2 separate regions of the Homo sapiens genome follow, and region 1 is linked to region 2. Evidence: read pairs that join two places in POLR2A ChIA-PET (ENCODE). Cell type or tissue: GM12878. All regions are shown on one strand. Each heading gives the region's core, and the rest is flanking DNA. Links, peaks and the distances in the headings are about the cores only.

Region 1 (2,818 bases), core at 141-2,640, 86 kb before region 2:
ATTCAAAGTCCAGGGCACTATACAGAGATATATACCAGGGTTGGGGAATCTTGGAGACTTGTCTTAGAATTCTGTCTACCATAGAGACTGTGGCAGCTATCATGGTAGGAAGTGGGGAGGGCCTAAAGAATGAGGATTTGACTTATGAGACAAGGCTTGGTGACTGAGTGGATGTAGAGGAGAAAGGAATACATGATAGGGAGGGAGGGAGATAGATAGACAGATAGATAGATAGATAGATAGATAGATAGATAGATAGATAGATAGTTGGAGTTTGGATAAAAATCTCGAGTTGAGATCTGAGAGACCATTCTGAGGGAGTGTGTGAGTAGAAGACCAAGATTTGAACCCTGGTAAACATGGTGCAAGAGGAAGAAAATGAAGGAGACATTCTAGGTGGAAGGAGAACGGTAGTATTATTGGGATGGTAAAGAGAAGAGTTTAAAGATATTTGGAATAGTGAATTGTGTTTGGCACGAGGATTTGTGACAGCCATCCTTAGCTCTGTCAGCTGATTATCGACTGGGGCCGGGAGTGTGGGCAGTGGAGACTGTTTGGAAATGTATGGTGGTGTTGGAGATTGCCACAGTGATTGTAGGACACTACTGCCACTTACTAGGCTGGGGCTAGGGATGTTGAACTTTGTCCAGTGCACAAGACCATCCCATACAAGTCCAAAATTTAATAGCACCTCTGCTGAGAAATATAATGCCAGGGATCTATTTCAGTTCTCCACACTCCATTGGTCACCATGTTCATTCATGTCTGCCTTCTAAACATCTCAATCTAGCCCTTTCTTCCCCCTTCTCAGAGCCACTGCCATACTTGAGGCTTCCATTGTCTCCTGATTGGACTATTTATATTGCCGTAACTTCCTACCTTGATTGTCTATTGCCACTCTCTTTGCCACCTCCCTTCTGTTTACCACCAGAACCGTGAATCTAAAATATTTCCTCTTCATTAAAAGTGAAAGAACATTATCACGTCATTTCCTGTTTCATTAAAAGTGAAACATTTTTTAAAAGGAAAAATAATAGCCCTTCAAGGTCTGGCGCTAAGCTCATTTTCTCGCAGCTTCACCATGGTATCTATCTTGTATTCCAGCTGCAGACCTCCACATTCCTCAGATAAGTCTTTCCTTTTTTGTACTCCTTTATATGTCAGTGTGTTCCTCCTTTTGTCTGGGCTGTCATTTCCCTTACCCACATAGAGAACTCCTTCCTTTCAAGAATCAACTCCTGTGTCACCTACTTTGCCAGTACGATCTGTTCCTCTCTCTCTCTCGCTCCAAAAGACTAATCTGCACACTCTGTTACAGCACTTGTCTAATTGTGCTGTAGCGTTTATTTACATGTTTGTTTCTCCTCTAGCCAGTGAGCACCTCTCAAGCAGAATTATCTTCCTTGTTTCTCTGGCACCCTAAATATTTGTTGAATTAATAGTCCTTCTCTTCTTTTGTAATTTTGCTTTCTGTAATAGAAGCTTAATTTTAAGTATAGTTATATCAGTAATCAAAATGAATCACACACTGAGAAATCAATGTGGATGCCCTTTAAGGGTTCTGTTATTTTTTTTATTGCCATTGAGTAAAATAAGATACTCTGTGATAAAGTATATTAGCATTAAAGTGTTCAAATCTGATCTTTATTAGTAGGCCTCAAGTGAATCCTTGCTGACATTTAAGGTTTATGACATTTCCTTCACGTTCGTTCTTGACTGGAAGGCATAAATGGCTGACAGTAAAGAGCAATTAATAATTTTCCAAGTAAAACATTTTCAGGGACATCTGCCTTTATTGCTCCCCAGATGAGAGTACAGCCTGTTTCTTATGTGTTCCAAAGATGATTTCCCTATCAGCTTTTTGGTCAGTTAACCAAAAAAAAAAAAAAAAAAAAAAGAAAAGAAAAAAGAAAAAAAAGTTACACTTTTCTGAATTCTGCAAGATTGACAGAAGGGGAATTTTTGAGTCTACTTTGTTGCTTGGTAGGTGTCATATTTGCTCTTTATTTGACAGTTATCTAGACTTAAAAAAAATGAAGCAGGTTTTTTTTTTAGTGCCAGTTTATATTGTTTACTAAGCAAGTGCTACCTCTGCCATCCAGTAGGGTGAAATATTGGCAAGAATAAACTGTCTTCATCATTTACTGTAAGTTTTTGTTTTCTTTTGCAAAATAGGCGAGTGTTGTGTATAAAGGAAGTTGAAATCCTGGGCCTTATGTGTGTAGACTGGCAATGTCCATTTGAAGATTTTGTATTTCCTCCTAGTGTCAGTGAAAATGTGCTAAAAATTTCAGTTAAGGTAAGAAAACATGTCACACCTTTAGAGCTAAGAGTTCATTGCTTTTAGACTGTTTTGCAGTTAACTACACAAAATATTTGAAGGATTAGTGTCGTTATTACTACTATATGCTGAGATGTGAAGAAAGATGTAATCAATTTATTTGAATAACTGTACTTATTTTCTGGCAGTCTTGATTGCATAGAGTGAAATATCAGTCTACCCACCCAAATAATTAAGATTCTCATATGCTGATATTTTCTTTTTGGTAGAATTAAGCATTAGTAAATAGGAGAGGTTTTTTTTTTAACTTCATATGGACACCCATGTTGCTGTAATCTTAGACATTTCTGGAAAGATTCCCTCTTTTTAGGTTTTTAGAAGATTATTAAGTGATTTGATAAAATGTCTTTTCTCCCATCATTTTGTAAGGAAGCACTTTTATTTTAATTACATAGTAATTTGTAAAAGTGATACTCTGTCTTTTGCTTAGTTCTTAGACTCAAGTACTTAACTTTCTTTGAAATATGTTTGTTACAT
Region 2 (2,818 bases), core at 34-2,533:
GTTACATTTTTCAGTTCTAGAATTTCCAGAGTGTTTTTAATTTTATAATTTCCATTTATTTACTGAGATTCCTATGTGTTCACTCATTAAGTCCATCTTTTCAAAAAGTTTTTAAACATGTAATAGCTGTTTTGAATTCTTTGTCTTCTAATTTTAACATCTCTATCATCTTCAGATCTGTTTCTATTGATTTTTCCACCCCTCCACCCCTGCCACCTTTTTTTTTCCTTTTTTTTTTGAGATGGAGTTTCACTCTTGTTGCCCAGGCTGGTGTGCAGTGGCGTGATCTCAGCTCACTGCAACCTCTGCCTACTGGGTTCGAGCAATTCTCCTGCCTTAGCCTCCCCAGTAGCTGGGATTACAGGCACCTGCCACGATGCCTGGCTAATTTTTGTATTTTTAGTAGAGATGGGGTTTCACCATGTTGGCCAAGCTGTTCTCAAACTCCAGAGCTCAGGTGTTTCACCTACCTTGGCCTCCCAAAGTATTGGGATTACAGGCGTGAGCCACTGTGCCCAGCCTTCCCCTTGTTATGGGTTACATTTTGCTGCTTCTTTATACATCTGTTTTTGTTGGATTATGTAACAGACATTGTTGAGAGACTGGATTTCATTGTCTTTTGCTCTCTCTCTGTCTCTCTCTTTTTTTTTTTTTTCGAGGCAGGTCTCCCTCTATCACCCAGGCTAGAGTGCAGTGGCACGATCCAGCTCACTGCAACCTGTGCCTCCCTGGCTCAATCAATCCTCCAACCTCAGCCTCCAAGTGGTTGGGACTACAGGCACATGCCATCATGCCTGGCTAATTTTTGTACTTTTGTAGAGATAGGGTTTTGCCATGTTGTCCAGGCTGGTCTGGAAATCCTGTGCTCAAGCCATCTGCTCACCTCAGCCTCCCAAAGTATTGGGATTACAGGCATGCTCCACCGCGCCTGGCCTCATTGTCTTTCTCTAAAGAGTTTTCTTTTGTTTTGTTTTGACAGGCTGTGAATTCATGGTTGTATTGGTTTGATACTTGTTGAGCTTTATGAATAAGATTTGCTAGGGTGACTCTAGATGAGCTCTTAACTATGGACTAGAGTCCCAGTTGAATTGACTGGGAGTGTTCAGCAAGATCTCTAAACTCTCTTCAAAATTTCTATGTTTTGTAGCACTCTGTGATTTCTGTAATCTTCATTTATGTTATATTGCCTGAACATGTGCAGCTTAGTATGTGCTCTGAGCATATTCAACTTAGTATTCTACCAAAAAACTAAAGAGATCCCTACACTAATTTCTGGAATTCCTTCTCGATGTGGCTTCCTCCTATGTGATACCCTGTCCTACAAATCAACCTGCCTCATTACCCATGAATTCCTATCTGTACCTCTTCAGCTCATCAAGACCTCAGAGTTCTGCTTGGGCACCACCTACTTACTTTGTGGCCTAGAAAGTAACTTTGAGCAGAAAGGTGGGGTGGCTGTGGCTATCACCTCATGTATTTTTCTTCTCTGAGGGATGACAGCCCTCTGGTGGGTCTTCTCAGATGGATGACAGTCTTATGCTTCTTGGGGTAACAGTATTCTGCTGGTGGTAATGGTAGCATTACTTTAATGGCAAAACCCACCATTGCTTTTGCACCAACATAATACATATTTTGCTAGTTTGAGAGTTGTTTACAGCAGAAAGACTAGTCTGGTACCAAGTACTTCATCATGATTAAAAGCAAAAGTCTCACTTATTTTTTCATTGAATGTAATCTATTATTTAAAGTGGAGTTAACTAATTCCATCTCCTGTTTTCCCTTACCCTCCTTAAAATAAGTCAAAAGCTTATGTGAGCATCCAAAATATCAAGGGCTAAGATCATGAAATATATGTAATTAATACTACTTCACTGATAAATTCTACTATGAAGGTATAAGTTGGTATTGAAGTTTGAATTATGAATTTGGCATGATAATTCCTAAAACTCTTTAAAGGAAGAATTTAGAAAAGGCAAGCTAACAGCTCTCTATAGATTTAATATTGAAAGTTTTTTTTTTCCATTTGGAAGCATTGATTTCTTCCCTTCTTGGGTTTTTATGTGATGCACTGATTGACGTGGCTGCCTTAAGATGGCAAGTCTGTTGCATTTCATTTTTTATCATCTCCAGACATCTTGATTCAGGCCTCAGAGTCACTGATTGATTGCAGTGCTGTCTTGAGCATTGTAATGGGTTGTTTTGTTCTAAAAAGTAACCACTGTGGGTTACTTTTTAGTGAAAGAGAAGAGTTTATTATTTTGTAGATCCTGTTTTAAATGGCTAATTTCATAACCATTCATTCAGATTTCTATAATTTGTGACTTATGATTCCTAGGCAAGTGCTAGCAGAAGTCAATCTGTCTTAGGAAGCTCCTTCTTTTTAGCAGAAACAATGAGTTTTAAGGATGCAAAGGACTCCTCTCCCCAATTTTCCCAGGGCAACCCTGATGTGCAGAGGGATTCAGGGTTTCATATGTCATAGAATGTGGCTCTGAAGAGTGAAGCACATTGTTTCGCTTCCCATTAGTGCACCAACTGAATATAGCAAGAGCTGAGCTTGATGTCCTGAGCTCAGATTACAGAAACAGGACAGCTTGTATGTATCTCCACTTTTGCTCTCTATTTCTACTTTATCCAAAGATGAATCTCCTTTGTCCAGGACTGAGGACTATTTCCTCAGCCTCTTACTAGTCCTTCATTTAAGATGGTATTTCTTAGGCCCAATATATAGAGCGTTTCATGCAATATCAGTTTTTTTTCTCTGGTAGAAAGAACTTGGAAGAAACTTGGATATGTGGACAGTATGTAGGAGTTATAT

What was found. ChIA-PET counts read pairs that join two places held together with the same protein. Peaks named below come from ENCODE experiments on the same cell type or tissue, not always from the same donor. Only the 100,000 strongest peaks of a DNase experiment are listed, where the experiment ranks them.
Region 1: POLR2A ChIA-PET joins it to region 2 with 6 read pairs; 2 of 35 experiments call an interaction of 5 or more read pairs at or near these places.

The regions. Positions count from the first base shown.
Region 1 is chr15:61,855,767-61,858,584 of GRCh38, reverse strand. VPS13C (vacuolar protein sorting 13 homolog C) reads left to right here. Exons shown (of 85, transcript NM_020821.3): 83 at 2,176-2,299. All of the region lies in intron 2 of LOC124903501 (a long non-coding RNA gene), which reads right to left. Among named protein-coding and RNA genes, the nearest start is that of LINC02349, 130 kb to the right of the region's middle. In GM12878, for the core only: no CTCF peak of the experiment used is centred there; no DNase peak of the experiment used is centred there; H3K27ac peaks cover 949 bases.
Region 2 is chr15:61,769,497-61,772,314 of GRCh38, reverse strand. No RefSeq gene overlaps it. Among named protein-coding and RNA genes, the nearest start is that of LINC02349, 41 kb to the right of the region's middle. In GM12878, for the core only: no CTCF peak of the experiment used is centred there; no DNase peak of the experiment used is centred there.